Linked DNA regions of Homo sapiens: region 2 is linked to region 1. Evidence: chromatin loops called from intact Hi-C (ENCODE). Cell type or tissue: A673. All regions are shown on one strand. Each heading gives the region's core, and the rest is flanking DNA. Links, peaks and the distances in the headings are about the cores only.

Region 1 (8,767 bases), core at 2,846-5,345:
ACCACTGTAGGCTCAAGTGAGCAAATTATTGCTCAGTCAGGTTCATTGACAGTAGTTCTAAAGTGAATGCTTGTCTATAAAACAGAGCTCTGGGTAGAGGCCATAGTTTTCTATGTTTACAGCTTCCTCACACAATTAATCTTGCAGCTGCACTTGATTAGTTTTTGACATGAACGCACCGTCTTGGAGAGGTCAATACAAGGAGGTTTCCATCCTCTTAACACTCCCTCTAACCTACCCTCTTCAGAAACATTAACCACTTGTAAAAGCATTGCACAAGGAGGTCAGGAGTTCCACCATGCCCAGCTAATTTTTGTATTTTTAGTAGCGACAGGGTTTCACCATGTTGGCCAGGCTGGTCTGGAACTCCTGACCTCATGATCTGTCTGCCTCGGCCTCCCGAAGTGCTGAGATTACAGATGTGAGCCACAGCGATAACTACTCATAATACAAGGTGTCTGTACTAGGTTTCCAATTCAGAGTATAACAAATATTTTCTAAAGCTAAGATGCTCCTTTCTGTAAATTTCCATGGCATTTTGTACATAATTCTATTATAGCACTGCATAGATTTAAAATATAAGCCTCTTGAGAGCAGGAAAATCCCTAGTGCCTAGCAAAATAAAAAAAGACATAGAAGACAATATTTGTTTGCTGAATTTATAAAACTAGGAACTCAGTCAAACGTTCTTCATTTCTAAGCATCTTTTTAAACTGTTGTTTCTATTATTTATACTTGTCTCTAACACCTGGTATAGTGCCTTTACATGGTACATGTTGAATCATCACTTGCTCATCCATTGCAAAAAAAAAAGAAAAGAGAGGGAGGGAAGAAATTGGAGGAAGTAAGAGAGGGAAGGAGGAAACAGGGAAAAGAGAAGAGAGGGAGAGGAGAGAAAGAGGAGATGGAAAGGAAGAGGAAGCAAGGAGAATGAGAGAGAGGGGAGCGGAGAGGGGAGGGGAGAGGGGAGGGAGGAGGGAAGGGAGGAGTGGGGGAGAAACAGAGCGGGGAGGAGAGGGAAGGAAAAACCAACTAACAAAAAACAACCTCAGACAACAGACATTTTCAGCTCAGGAAGTACCCTTATTAACTTTTTTGTTGCTGACTTTGTTTTGTTCTGTTTTGTTTTTCCCTAGAATACTCTAAGGGTTTTGAAGGGTTTCCAAGGATCCTGCTCTTGGAATACCAAAACCCTCCATCCAAAAACAACAGATCTGAAAGAGGTATCCTAATACAAATGTGTAGTAAAATAAATTGTAAAACGGATTTTGACATACATTCTTACTCAAATATGGGAACTAAAAAACTTTAATCTCATGTACATAAAGAATAGAACTGAGGAGGATGGTTGGGAGGATGTTTGATAACAGACTAGTGTGACTATATTTAGCAACAGTATTATGTATATTTAAAAATAACAAGAAGAGAGGGCTTGAAATGACACCAACACATAAAAATGATAAACACTCAAGGTGATGGATACCCCAAATATTCTGACTTGATCATTACGTGTAAGAAATACTCACATGTAGCCCATAAAGATTTACAACTATTATGTACCTAAAAAAATAAAAATAAAAAAGTATCCAAAAACTAAAAATAAAAATAGATAAATATTTTCTAAATGGATTTTGAGATGGAATTAATTTAACTGTTTTCCCAATAAATAAAATATACATTTTCTTCTCTGATAACATACAAATAAAAAAAACTTTTTAGTAACTTTTTCATTCTAAGTAGCATTGCATTTATATGATATCCCTAATAAGTGAATTTGCAAAACATACATCAAATAATTAAATATGAAATTAGGATTTAAACTTAGACTCATGCCAACGCATAGCCTCAAGTGACATTTTTTTTTTGCTAAGCTACACATAAAACCACACTGGCCATAAGTAAACCATGACAATAATAAAAAAACTACCAATTTTAACAGAATTGGAAAGTCCCATCATAAAGAAATCTATCAATAGAAGAAATTTAGCAAATTGCACTTAGTAACTTCAGACACAATTCTGTATCTAATGTCAAATTACAGGTTACCATCTCCTTTCTAGATTCTGATATACAAATATTTAGGCATCCAATAGCTTAAGATGCTTCCTGTTTTATGGGACAACACAAAGGAATTTAGTGTTTTTCCATTTATACTACTTCATAACTCTGTATGAGAGTCTGATACGTTTTACCCTTTATGCCGAATTAGAATTTCTTGCATTAAATTAAAAGAATATGTACTCGTCCAGCTATTGCACCTTCTGTTTATATCAGGAAACTTCTAAACATAATAGAATTATGTACAAAATGCCATGGAAATTTACAGAAAGGAGCATCTTAGCCTTAGAAAATATTTGTTATACTCTGAATTGGAAACCTAGTACAGACATCTTGTATTTTTTTCTAAAGAAAAAAAGTAAAAATTTTAATGCTGTTTGTCTAAAGACAAAAATAGCCTACATCTGAATTTCCTTTATTTTGGTACTATAAGTTTTGCTAATTTTTTTTCATTAGGAGAAATGTAACTATGTTTCATCAGTATCTCACCAATGCTCTAAATTGCTAGTTTATAAACACCAATATTTAACATCAGCAAAGGTTAAGAGATCCAAAATACGTATCCATTCTTAAAGTAATTTAAATTCAATTTTGGATAGTAACTTTTTAAAAAATTCTAAATACTTTTACAAGCCACTAAACATACACAGTGGATTATCCCACTTGGAAGATTATGCGTTAAAGTCTGAAAGTTCATGTTTTCATTGAAAATTTCACTGGCTCTGGTCTCTATCTTATCAGAAAGTCAGGAAATTCTGAATAAGTGGCTAGAATGTACATAAGTATATTTGAAGTCTACTTCCTGACAACTCCAAAAAGATCTTCCTGTAAAACTAAGCCTCAATTTCAGGTTCCCCCCATCAAATTCCCTAAAAATAATATTCCCCACTATAAACAAGAGAAAAAGAAAACAGTCTACTGCCAGGCATCTAAGCCTGATGTAGAAAAATGACAACAATTTTTAGGACCAAAAGATTTGCATATCCTAAAATAAACATGTAAATTTTTGGAACTTGATCACTTTTTAATAGTATTTCCTCAGCATCTGTGCCAAACTAAGTTAATTTCTTAGAAATTTTTTTTAAAATGTGTTAAATGATACTGTAACCTTAATAATCTTCATTTTTATTTTAAGCATATCAAATTAAAATATGAATATACCTGCAATATTTAATCAAATATTTAAGTTCAGAATTTGCAGACATTTCACCATTGCAAAGGATGATGAGTGTTACAATTCACTTTTTAGCACAAAATCCTAAAATATTTCCCCCAAAATCTGTCACAAATATTGTTCCAACATAATTTTACTCTCTCACTCAAATTATAAAGGAACATTTTAAAAACTGGTTTGTTTTCTTGGGTAATAATTCCAGCAAACAAAATGGTATCATTCCATACAAGTTTATAACTGCCATAAAATAGTCTCGCACAGATACTATGTAAAATTTTGGAACTTGATCACTTTTTAATAGTATTTCCTCAGCATCTGTGTCAAACTAAGTTAATGGTATCATTCCATACAAGTTTATAACTGCCATAAAATAGTCTCGAACAGATACTACATACTGTTTTTAAAAAACCACCATAAACTATTACCCAAATGCTTTTCTTTAAATGTCTTCAAATTTTACTCATTATTAATAACATCGAACATCAACATTGACAGGCACACCCTAAGCAACTGTAGGATGAAAATAACAGGCATGCAAAAACAATTTTTACTCGTGTGAAGTAAGAAAATGACTTTTTCGTCTGGGCACAGTGGCTCATGCCTGTAATCCCAACGCTTTGGGAGGCGGAGGCTGGCAGATTGCCTGAGGTTGGGAGTTCGAGAACAGCCTGACCAACATGGAGAAACCCCGTCTTTACTAAAAATACAAAATTAGCCAGCTGTAATCCCAGCTACTCGACTGGCTGAGGCAGGAGAACCGCTTGAACCCGGGAGGTGGAGATTGCGGCGAGCTGAGATCATGCCATTGCACTCCAGCCTGGACAACAAGAGTAAAACTCCGTCTCAAAAACAAGAGAGAAAGAAAGAAAGAGAGAAACAGAGAGAGAGAGAGAGAGAAGGAAGGAAGGAAGGAAGGAAGGAAGGAAGGAAGGAAGGAAGGAAGGAAGGAAGGAAGGAAGGAAGGAAGGAAGGAAAGAGAAAGAAAGAGAAAATGACTTTTTCAATTATACAAATTAAAATTCATCATTCTTGTCAGAATCATATTTTAAAAAAAGAAAAAGAAGACAGGGGAGAAGGAAAGAAAGACATTTGACAGTAAATAAATTACCTAAATTTGGATGGTTGGATTTGCATTCGATGTCTTGCAAAGAATACTCATGTTTCTTGGTAAAACAAACATAATTCAGATTTTAATAAGCTTCCTTCAGATAACACATAAAGAAGACTAAATTTTTAATGTATGTTTCACACTTTAAATAAAAGGCATGCTTTGTTTCTAAAAAGTAAAATGTATAATGCTGATATGGTTTTAAAATTTAAAAAGTTAGAAACAAGCATTCATTAAGTAACATATATGCATCATTTTAGTAAGAAAATATAATTCATCCATTTATGAGTTTATGTAAAAGATAACCTCATGACACAGTATCAAGAAATTAGCAAGATACCTATAATTTCCTTTAAAAAAATGCCACAACATTGACTTTCACGAGAGCTCTAAGTACACTGGATTTAGTTAGGTTTTCCCTTCTCTATTTCCATACTTACAGCAACTACTGACTTCAAAGAGAATTATGGAAGATGAACAGAGAATATGAAGAGCAACAGGAATCTTGTTCAATATAATAAATTAGGAACAAGAAGGCAAAAATTTTAACCAGAGTTTTTATGGGTGCTTTAATTTGTATATTTTATGATAACCAAGTTTTCCACTGTATATACACATACATACAAATACACAACACACACACACATACACAGGTATTATTATTCTTTAAGAAGGTGGAACTATAAAATGTAGAATAAACTATACTGTACAAGTAAATAGTAGTAAAGATCTGACACAGGATAGTACAAGAGAATTTCAAAAGTCTTTGCCCACTAAACGATTTGAGATTTTTTCATTTGCAGAATAGTATACAGTTAGCTGGACTAAAATACTGCAAACTTTAGCATAAGTAAGAGTGCTTTTTAAGTTCAACCACAGCTGCCAGTTGTCTTGTGGAGGTATTTTGTTGATTTTAAGAATACGTGCAAGAAACAGCAGCTTTCCCAGCACTTCAGTCAACAAAGATCTACATTTACCAATTTTTTTTTAACTTGTGCAGAAAATATGTTGTCTTTTGTGTGGAGCCACAGTTTCTTTTTCATTAAATGAAATGGAAGTAAAATCCATTAAAAGGCTTAAAATTCACACAGGAACAAACTCTTTTAAATGTGTTTAACTGATTCAAAACATTTTATGAAGATTTTAAAGAATAAACATGAATGTCATGAACATTACTACATTAATCTTCTCTGCTAGTAAGTGAAAAAAGCAAAGATAACAAGCCTATGGCTTACCACAAAAATTCTTTATCACAGTCCACAGCAATACTTCAATGCACACAAATTAAATAAATGTATTGTGTATCTACTGTATCCTAGCATGATCATAGGCCTATTAAAAAATTCAAAACAAGTATAATGTATGACTTCATATATACATACAAATATATATGTTTATATAATATATAATATAATATATAAGAATATATATGGTCTTTAAGTGAACAATTCAAGACTTAAATCTGAACCAACTAAAGAAAAAATTTAAAAAACCTAACTGAGTTCTTAATTCTTTATTTCTGATTACACATTGAAAAGAGAAGTCAGATATTCTTAATTACATAAGCCACAAAATCAAAAGCTTAACAATTATTCCCTGGGTACTTAGAAGAAATTAACAGTTATCCCCCCACCAAAAACAGTGATTTTCAATTCTCACTACCAAATTAAAGTAATTTCATATCTGGAGTCTCATCAATATTTAGCTCTTGGGAAAAATAAATGGGAAAATAAAACAGAAGAACCTGAAAATTTTGCAGATTACAAGGAAAATGGATAAAAATTAGCAGAGGCTAAACTAAATAACAATCTGTATCTTAATCTATATGAAAACTCTAGATTAAGTGATTTGATAAATTTGTCTTATAATTTTCAAGTATCTCCTAAATATTTCTTGAATCAGATCTCACCACCACTACACCCCCACTTAGAATCTGCTAGACACAAGCTCCTCAAGAGCAGGTACCTTGTTGTCTCCACTCCACTGCTGTGTATCACTCAGTCTTAACTTAATGATGGCCTATTATATATGATGAAAAAAGAAATGAATACACAAAAAATGACAATTTTTTTTTTTGAGATGGAGTCACCCAGGCTGGAGTGCAGTGGTGCAATCTCAGCTCACTGCAACCTTTGCCTCCCAGGTTCAAGTGATTCTCCTGCCTCAGCCTCCCAAGTAGCTTGGACTACAGGTGGGTGCCACCAGGCCTGGGTATTTTTTATATTTTTAGTAGAGACGGGGTTTTCCCATGTTGGCCAGGCTGGCCTTGAACTCCTGATCTCAAGTGATCTGCCCACCTTTGCCACTGAAAGTGCTGGAATTACAGGCGTGAGCCACCATGCCCGGCAAACCAAAATATTTATTAAAAGCAGTATACACGGCTCACCCACACATACAATCACATTCTTATAAATATGTAAACTGGTTTTATTAAAAATGAATTTGTACCAGCCTTTATAAACAGTAATAGATCTAGAAACAAAAATTCAAATTGTTTTATCAAATTACATGGAATAAAGCTTATTTCTCTTATTTATAAATAAAATAATAGCTGATATCTTCAAGTAGCACACACATTTCAAAAGAACATAGGCGGTTTTTTGAAAACTCTTACATTCACTCATATTTACCTAATTGCCTTCAAAAACAAGTTAAAACACAAACATGGGTAAAACAAGTTTACTTCTCTTTAAAGAACTGATAAACTTCTGATGTTTGCCTTTATATAACATACATAAATACGTAATTCATTTTATTCCTATTGACTTACAGCAAAAAAAAGAAACAATCTTCTGAATATAAATTTGTCTTTAAAATTTAACCTAAAAAATACTGAAATTGGTACCAGAAATGGCCTTAAGAAAGACAGACATCTACATAAATCAATTATAAAAGAAATAGAAGTGGCTCATGCCTGTAATCCCAGCACTTTGGGAGGCCAAGTTGGGCGGATCACGAAGTTAGGAGATCGACACCATCCTGGCCAACATGGTAAAACCCCGTCTCTACTAAAATACAAAAAAAAAAAAAAATTAGCTGGGCACGGTGGCACATGCCTGTAGTCCCAGCTACTCGGGAGGCTGAGGCAGGGGGATCGCTTGATCCCAGGAGGTGGAGGTTGCAGTAAGCCCAGATCGCGCCACTGCACTCCAGCCTGGAGCAAGACTCCATCTCGAAAAAAAAAAAAAAAAAAGAAAAGAAAAGAAAAGAAACAAAAGAAATAGAAAAACCAGTAATAGAGCTCTCAAAAAAATGCCCCACGTCCAGATGACTTCTCAGGAGAATGCTAGCATACTTTTTAAAAGTATAAACTCCCAATGCTACTTTAAAATTATTCCAAAAACATAGATAATAAGGAAAACTTCTAAGTTATGTCTTTAAAGTGAGTATATAACACTGATCCCCAAACCTAAAAACAAGGCAGTCAAAAAGAAACTACACAACACATATCAATTGTCAACACTGTTGCAAACAATTCCGAATAATAGACTCTAACAGGAAATGCTTAGAAATCATATATGATGATCATCGTGGTTTTAAAATATATCCCACAAATTCTTCACTTCTTCCTTCCAAAGGTAGTAGAATCTAATTCTTCCCTGCCCCAAAGTGTTGACTGTACTTAGTGAATCGCTCCTAATGAATAGAATGGTGGCTCACACTTGTAATCCCAGCACTTTGGGAGGCCGAGGCAGGCAGATCACGAGGTCAAGAGATCGAAACCATCCTGGCTAACACTGTGAAACTCTGTCTCTACTAAAAATACAAAAATATTAGCCGGGCGTGGTGGCGGGCACCTGTAGTCCCAGCTTCTCAGGAGGCTGAGGCAGGAGAATGGTGTGAACCCAGGAGGCGGAGCTTGCAGTGAGCCGAGATCGTGCCACTGCACTCCAGCCTGGGTGAAAGAGCGGGACTCTGTCTCAGAAAAAAAAAAAAATACTGCCAAAGTAAGGGTGTGTGACTTCTGATATCAGGAGATAATAGACATTGTGGCTTCCTCCTTGCCCTATCTTAGGACACTCACTCTAGAGGACATAAGGACGAAGCAAACTTATGGAGAGGTCAAGCTGGTGAGGAACTAAGGCCTCCTTGCAACCAGCCGGCAAGGAATTAGAGTTTTGTGTCAACGGCTATGTGAATGAGCGATTTTGGAAGATTCATAAGAACCTATGTTGCAAATTAGTAAACTATAGTATGGAATAATGAAGAATAAAACAACTGTAGTTAATGAACCAAGTAAAATAAAAGTAGTGGTTATGTTGATATGCAAATACATATTATCCAAAAACTGGTAACCAGCAAAGAAAATTTTAAAATAGTATATTGTCTGTGAATATACAATTTAAGTATACATGAAGACAAAAAAATAGTAAGATCGAGAAATATCTATTGCAAAAATAATAAACTCATTGGTTACACAACCTAGA
Region 2 (8,767 bases), core at 3,327-5,826, 66 kb before region 1:
ATATTTTCTATACAATGTTTAATAATAAGCTATGACCTAAGGGATGAAATGAAATACAAAATACCATGTGCTCCTGTTTTTATCTCAGAGATAATTTGGCATCCTATACAAGCCACCTAAACACTATTTTAAAGTTAAGTGTTTCTTTTATTTTCTTTAAATATGCTATCAAATGGTGGCTGATTGGGTTAAATTCATCTTTAAGAGAACGTTCAAATATTTCATAAAAGGTGCATACCAATTATTTTCCAGAAGTGTTTAGATGCTTATTAAAATTTGATCTGACATAGTAGTCAAACAAAAGAAACAAATTTGGAGGAAGAGAGGAAAAAGAAGAGAAGAGAAAACATTGAGGAGTAATAGACTCAATTTATATGTAATATGGTAAAATGGTTCCCTGAAACAATCCAAAGAATTGTTCTCTTTCAGAATGAAAAGAGTCCAGTATTCTTCATGGATGACAGGAACTTGGTCTGACTCAGTACTTGCTTCCATATCTGCTTAATGAATGGGCCAGAAAATATTCTAAAATCATAACAAAGACATATTATCAGAGTGTAAAGATTCCAAAATCATCACAACCAGATGTGTAGGACTAAAAATCTTGGCTTCTAGCTATATTTCTCACTATCAGTTTATAAAATGAGCATTAAATATTATTTGTTCTAGCTCTAAATTTCTTCCTTCCAAAAGAGCTGATCTAAGTGTGAATAGACAATAAATTTCTAGTCAATCTCTTTTATGACAACAGCTGTGAGTAACATTCCAATTTCTTCTTTATGTCAAAGTTTCATGTTTTAATTGTAGCTTATTATTACTGTGGCCAATTTACTCTAGAAAATAAGAATGTATAACCTATAATATAACTATATTCTACAACTAATTTCAGACCCATCTCATGACATTTCAAGTAGTTCACAGCTTTAAAATAACACACAATCTCTTTTTATGTCTCTTTGAAAATCTAGTCAATTATTTCTCAACAAAATGAACTTTAATACTATAAGCAAGATAATGCCCTTAAAGCTAATAAACAAAGAATAAAGTTTAAGATTTTTTTGACTTTATTGATAAAATTAACCTACCATAGATCTGGAAGACTGAATTTAAATGACAACTGACTATATACAGTGAGCTTAAGGCTGGAACTACATTGTAGAGATTAAACAGCTGAAATTCTTAAAATGTACAGACTGCATTCAAATAAGTCTTCAATACATATCTGAATACATTTCATAAGAAAAAGTGATCAATTCATGATAAAAGATCAGGAGCGATTATAAACATATGCTAATGCAAAGTATAGTTCCTTCCTACTAAAAAGAAACTATCAATAATATATAAACAGTAACATAAATTTAATTTGGATCTAAAATACCATTTATCTACATACTTGTCAAACTTAAAATGACATGACTAATAATGTTAGGTGCCATAGTGGATTACTAGTTACTTCCTAGACATTATAAATTAAAGTAAAAGCAGAAAACAAACAACAAAAAAAAAGAAAAGAAAAAGAACAGAAAAGAAAAGTGAGATTGGGGAGGAGAGGAGAAAAAAAGAGAGAGAGAGACTGAAACATAGACAGAGATCATAGACATCTGACTACAAAGTAGCTTTTATCCTCTTTTCTAGTTTAAAACCTAGTCACAATAAAGGAATTTCAAAAATTTTTAACAGCACTAATTAGAAATATTTACTATTTCAAATAGAAAGATAAAGCATTCCATGACATGGTATGATATTTCCACTACAGTTTAAACTATGTCATATGTAAAATCCAAAATATACATTAAGAATTTTTTTACCAAACTTCTATCTTCCTTAATTTCTAGGTTTTTCATTTAATTTCATATTTCCTTTCTAAAAGGCTTGCCATCACAATGTGGTATTTACGAGTACAAAAATAATACTGGGTCTATTTGCCATGTCCCTCACATAAATTTCAAAATATTCAATTGTTTTAAAATAATTAATGGTATTTGAAAGTAAATTATGCAAAAATTCCACTTCTGTCTCTGCCACTAACTGCTGTGTGATCTAAGAAAAGCTACAAAAATTTTTCACGTTCATTTTCTTCACCAGAAAATAGACAATGCTTATTACATAATCTCTACTTTGCTTCATACTCTAAAACCCTATGATTCTGTGAAACTTAAGTATTGGTATTATTCACTTTAGAGAATAACACTTTTATTTATGAAATGTTGCAACATACTGGACTAAAAAGAACACTAAATCAGCTTACAGTTTATGAATTTTTGAACTTCAGTTACTTTTAATACGTAAGAATCAAGACATATGTCAAATATGTCAACCAGTTCCTAGAGTAAAAGTATGAGTGAAGTCTGGCTCTACTAGGATAAATAATGAGCCAAAGCAAAAATGGTAGGAGCCAAATCTTGACAGCTTTAAGACATGGAAAAAATTCTAAAGGAATGGAGAAGAGGACAGTGATGATGATATTGCAGTAACAAAATATGAAGAATCAGAATTTAGCAAATATTTTCAAAATGTGCTCTTCACAGTAACAGTTCTTGTATCCAATCTCCATTTAAGAGATTAAATAGGACAAATTTATCTTAGTTTCCTTATTTTCTCTGTAAATATTCTAATATGCACATTGATTGCTCAAAAATAAAACACTACTCCAAATAGGACCACATACACCTCTCTTCATATTAGTTGTTACATGCTTGTCAAGACTCAGCTGTATTTGTCCCCAAATGTGTTCATGTCAGTTGTACTTCTTAATGTAATTACGTAACTGGCTTACATATTACATAAAACAAAAAGGAAGAAAGGTTTTTTTTTTCCATGAAAACTGAGTTGAATGCTTTGAAAAGACAATATCTTATAACAAAAACAACTCAGAACTCCACCTAGGCAACTCATACTCACAAAAAACGCCTTGGTAAATGAGCAGATATGTATGTGCTAAATTGAAATAAAGTACTTAATGTATACATGTATCCAATATTTTGTAGACAATGTTAATAGAAACAAATCTCATGCTACTGCTATGAAGACAGCCTTCCTTGCATAGATTTTTGTCCCCTCCGCTCACGGCTCAAAATGAAGATATGGGGAGCTGAACTTCCCCAACTGCCCCCACAGACCTGCAGCATGAAACAGAGCTGGCCAGATAATTGGCTTGCTGTTATATGCCACTCAGATTTTATGGTTGTGTTTACAGTAGCTGATTGATACAACAATATAACAGGAAGGAACAAACATTAATAGCATGTAAAGAGCTCCTACAAATCAGAGCAATAAATTTAAAAATAAAAAATAGGTAGAGGTAGGAAATCGAAATGGCTAATAAACCAATGAAAAGGTGTTCCACCTCAAAGTACAGCAAAAATGAGGTATTACCTACATTTTAGATGATTTGACTGACAAAAAGATAAAAATTACCAACATAAACTAGGATGTAGGAATCAATAAGCACTCTTGGAGCGAAAATACATGGATACTGCCTTTTTTGGAGGACAATCTGGCAATATCTATTAACATTAAATATGTCTAGTACATTTGAACCAGCGAATCCATTTGTAGCTAAGTATCTAACCTATCAATAATATATAAACAGTAACATAAATTTAGAAATACTGGAACAGGAGCACAAAGATATTTTAAAAACAATGTTCATGGTTGTACAGTTTGCAACAACGAAAACCTGCAAATAGTGTAAATGTCTGTTGAGAAGGTTTAAATACTTATTTATAGATTTTTTTTGCAGCCCCTAAAAACAATGAGGATATGTACTGACATTTGGATAGAATCCGAAGATGCATTATTAAATAGAAAAACACTACAGAACAATATATAATTTGTGATCTCATTTTTAAAAATATAAACATAGGTACAAAGGTATGTATAGAAATAATTCTGTGTTGAACCTGATGGCTCATGTCCACAATCTCAACACTTTGGCAGGCCAAGGCAGGCCGATTCCTTGAACCCAAGAGTTCTAGACCACCCTGAGCAACGTAAGGGGATCCCGCCTCTAAAAAACAAAACTAAAAAATTAGACAGGAGTGGTGGTGCACACATGTGGTCCCAGCCACCCAGGAGGCTGAGGTGGGAGGACTGCTTAAGGCCAGACGTTTGAGGCTGCAGTGAGTCATGACTGTGCCACTGCACTCCAGGGTAAATGAAAGCGAGTCTCAAAAAAAAAGAATTCTAGAAGGATATATGCAAACTGTTAAGATGGTTTGAACTAAAAAGAGAGAAGTACAAAGAGGGAGGTATATAAAGGGGTGAGAATTTTCCATTTTTATTATTTATACTTTTGCATTGTTTGAATTTTTAAATGAAACTGTATTATTTATACAATTAACAAAATTTTAAAAAGAAACGGAGACTTCTAATTTTTTTGTTTCACACATTAATTAACGAGAAATTTTGGATAAGAAAAGTCTCTATTTTATCAATTCATCTACTAAATAATTAACAGACTCATGATTTCTAACCCACATAGAAGATTTGTAGTTAAAACTGGGTAATAAATCAAGGCAGAATATGTATTTTGGCAAAATATACATAAGGAAATATTAAAGGAGGTTGGCGCTGAGAAGAAAGGAAGAGGGAGGGGAAAGAGACCTGATAATCTTTGACCTTCTAAAGTAATTATATGAATAGCTATTTTCTGTTTTAACTGAGAAAATTCCCATTACAGAAATTCAAGATGTTGAGAAAAACGTCTTGACTCTACTTGTTGTGAGGTACTAGAATAGGTTGCCAAGAGAAGCAGTGGAATTAAATTCTCTGGAATTTCTTAAAATTACAGATTCTAAAGACAATTACAGAAGTTATTTCCTGATGTGACTTATGGCTCTGCTATTCAGAGTGTGACACGAGGACCAGAACTAGCATCGCCTGGGAGAGTGTTGGAACTACTGAAGCTCACATCCCACCCCAGACCTACTGAATCTTAATCTGCATTTTTAAAAGATTCAATGTTAAAGTTTGGGAACTGCTTTATAGCCCTTACATCAGACATTTAAATTTGTAACAGTTTATTAACAACAACTGCACATTAGGAATCAATAAAGAGAAATACCTCATTTGATTAAAAAAAAAAACCTTTCTTTTTCATCCTTATCAGTACTATTTCTGTTTTCCCAAAGAACAATAAAAAATTAATGCCCTATTTTATTAGGCCTATTTCTTTTAAGAAGGTAAAAGCTCCATCAGTCTAACTCGCATTTACTCACACAGTTTTTGTTAAATATTATAATGTAACAGAAAATTAAAAGGGATGTAATACAAATCCAAAAAAAAATAGATAATAAATTCAGGAAAGTGACCGGAATTTTAATGATTATAGACTTCTTAGCATTCAAGTAATTTCAACAAGTTAGGCTTGCTATAATAAATGTCTCTACGTGTTTCATATCAGTAGAAGTTGCTGGTGGTTTTCAAAAGTGAGATAAGGAAAGCCTTATCTTTCATAAGAATCCCTGAAAATATCTTACAATGACACCCTGCAAGGAAGGTTCATCCACAATATTAGAATTTGGAATTATCAAATACAACAAACATTTTTTAACATTCAAGGAAGAAACAGAAGTTAACAATTGTGTTTCCAATAATAGAACTGGATGCTTTTGTGATAATAAAAGAAATCTAACCTGATAAGCTCAATTGTTTTCCACTGTCTGATTTTTAATATTATTCTTGTTCTGAACATGCCCAAAGAGCTCAAAACCATAAAAATTGCATAATCCATTTCAGTGATCAAATCACTTTAGAAAGCATTTGAGAGCAGCTGAGATTCAGAGGTCCTAAGCTGTCACAAAGCTTGAAAACCCAAAGCTGTGTTCTCCTCCTCTTTACATTTTGCATTTGAGGATGACAGGAACATGATAAACAGCCAGCACTCAGCCACCATCAAGGCCCTACCAGTACAAAGAGGCTTTGTGATTAACAAGGGAAAATAAAAAAGGGAAGAGACCCACTTTTTCCTTCCTCTAGGGAAGACGCTAGACAGAGATGACTGAAATTTTAGAACTTAAAAGCTTCTCCCATTTCTATTAGCTCACTTTGCAGGTAAACATTTTCCTGGCTCAGTGACTCAATCACACATCTGAAACAAAATGTGCTGAAAATTGATAATGGTGGGAAAATATTCTGTTTTGCTGTGAATTTTAGATGAACTTGTATATCGATGGTGTACTTTCTCTCCCAATGATCCCATTCACTGAAACTATACAACATGAAAAATAAGCCTCCAAATATGGATGTTTTATTTGAAGTTTTAAGGATGTAGACTGGAATAAGGCCAAAAAATTTCCATTTGTGCTATCTATGCTAATTCTTAAAAATGTCTGAAATAGACCCATGGAAGAGGAAAAAAATGTAACATGATATATATATGTAGTGTGTGTGTGTATTCCCGCTCTACACGCGTACACACATACACATATACACACACACATAAAATTTCCTTCTGGGTGTTGTCATTCATTTCAAAAATTATCCATGGCAAGTACAGTGGTTTGGAAATATCTTTTCCCTATCCTTTTTTTCCACTTCTGGTGTCCCCTACAGCCATGGCCGCTGTCGCAGGGGAACCCCTATCCCCGGAGGAATTGCTCCCAAAAGGCGACGTGGAGAAGACTAAGGAGGAGTTGGAGGAGGACGACGAGGAGAAGCTAGATGAGACCTGGTCGGAGAGACTATGGGGCCTGATGGAGATGTTTCCGAAGAGGGTCCGGTCTGCGGCCAGAACCTCTTCTTTCTCTCCCTCTTTGTGGCTCACAAAATGTACAGGTTTCCCAGGGCAGCCGTGTGGATTGGGACCACTTCCTTTATGATCCTGGTTCTTCCCGTTGTCTTTGAGACTGAGAAGATGCAAACCGAGCAACAGCAGCAACTGCAGCAGCAGCAGATACTTCTAGGGCCTAACACAGGGCTCTCAGGAAGAATGCAAGGGGCTCTTCCTTCACTTCCTGGAAAGATCTAGATTGTTACTGCCGTATATGAGCTGTCTCCGTGGGAGAAGTCAGAAATTCAATTGTGTTTGAACTGCTGATTATTTGGATTTTTTTTTAACTTTGGCACATTGATCCATCTAAACCTGGTGGGAAGAAATCTCCCCACATTGTCTCATGAAGAGACTTAATTGCAACTGTGCCCTCCACACTATCCTGACTTACTTCAGTCTTCACTCTGATACCACAGTGCAGCCATGCAAATGGTTATTCCAGCTCTGGCCACACACTCTTTTCACAAAATTGCTCCTAACTGGAAGATCTCACTTTCTCCTGTGGGGTAGGAACTGACACCAGTGGGAGGGATGTGCCCCTGACCATTAATGACTGCTTTCTTTTTTTTCCTTAAAGAATGGAGCTGTTGGGGAGGGACATGCACACAATGTAAAACAGACAAAATGCATTACAACTGTGGTGTAATGTGGCCACTATGAATCCCTATGTATAAGAGGAAAGAGGCTGGCTGCAGCTTTAGCCACAGGATGGGGACTGGGGAAGACAGAGCAGGAGCTCATTTCCTCTGCACATTTTGGCTGTTAGATTTGTGTGTGTGTTTAAAAAAAGAGAAGCCAGTGCTCATTTTTTGTATTTAAATATTAAAAGTGATTCCAACTGAAAAAAAAAAAGGCTTTTCCCCAAAATAAACACAGAATACAGTAAAATAATTATTGTGTAAAATATAATCAATATCAATATATAATCAAATATATATAATATATGCAGAAAATATAATCAAGTTATTAACTGATTATATTTCTAAAGACTATAAATGTAATTTCTATTCATACTAAATTGGAATGTATTCTTAGAAAGGGACTTAGACGTACATATGGTATAGGAAGTACGTGCTTGTGGTCAGTTTGTATCTGGCAATCTGTGACTTAATTTTGATCAAGAATGTGCCAGATTTATATTTAAAAATACATTCACAGTTTTATTGAGATACCATTGAAATATTATACAATTCACTATCTAAACTGTATCAGTCAGTGGTTTCTGGTATATTCAGACTTGTGCAGCCATCACCACAATTACTTTTAGAACATTTTCATCAACCCTAAAAAAAACCCTTACCCATTAATAGTCATTCCCTACACTCCCAACTCCCCTAGGCCACCAATCTAATTTTTATCTCTACAGATTTTTCTATTCTGGACATTTTTGATAAATAGAATCATATAAATATGACGTTTACAGCTTAGATTTAAATAATAAAAACAACTAACATTTATTGAGTGCTTACTATGCAGTAGATATTCAATACAATAACCCCATGAGGTAAGTACTATTATTATCCCCACTGAAGACGAGAAATGTGAGGCACAAAGAGGCTACATAACTTACCCAAAGTCACAAAACAAGTAAGATGGAGAAGGATTTGAACCAACACAGCTGAACCCCAGAGTTCCCTCTCAACTACACTATAGTGTCTTTTGATTACCTCCGACACAGAACTTAAACAAAAGAAAATAACAGAAAGAAAGAATCAGGCTTGAGAAAGACACAGTGAGTTATAGCATAGCCCAATGAGTTATAGCACCTCACAAGCAGTAAAGCAAACAGTTAAATTTAACTGCTTCAAATTTGAGCATCTGTATCAGTAAAGTCTCATCTAAGAACTTTCTGTGATTAGTAATAATGCTCCTTAAACAAGAAGCAGACAGCATGCAAAAGAGGATTCCAGAACTCGAAAGGATATAATGTTTGGATGTTTAGTCACACTCAACATTGCTAAGAGTTATCACCAGTTTCTTAGTGAAGAACTGAAG

Evidence for each region. Hi-C counts contacts between places; a loop is a spot of excess contacts. Peaks named below come from ENCODE experiments on the same cell type or tissue, not always from the same donor. Only the 100,000 strongest peaks of a DNase experiment are listed, where the experiment ranks them.
Region 2: it touches region 1 in a loop (3-fold over the local background); 2 of 110 quality-filtered maps call a loop at or near these places.

The regions. Positions count from the first base shown.
Region 1 is chr11:87,190,754-87,199,520 of GRCh38, reverse strand. All of the region lies in intron 5 of TMEM135 (transmembrane protein 135), which reads right to left. Among named protein-coding and RNA genes, the nearest start is that of TMEM135, 160 kb to the right of the region's middle. RefSeq lists a silencer at 2,687-2,887. In A673, for the core only: no CTCF peak of the experiment used is centred there; DNase peaks (open chromatin) are centred at 2,880, 3,900, 4,320 and 4,740; H3K4me3 peaks cover 1,277 bases; H3K27ac peaks cover 2,500 bases.
Region 2 is chr11:87,257,052-87,265,818 of GRCh38, reverse strand. All of the region lies in intron 6 of TMEM135 (transmembrane protein 135), which reads right to left. It also overlaps the pseudogene LOC101929104. Among named protein-coding and RNA genes, the nearest start is that of TMEM135, 220 kb to the right of the region's middle. In A673, for the core only: no CTCF peak of the experiment used is centred there; a DNase peak (open chromatin) is centred at 4,838; H3K27ac peaks cover 2,463 bases.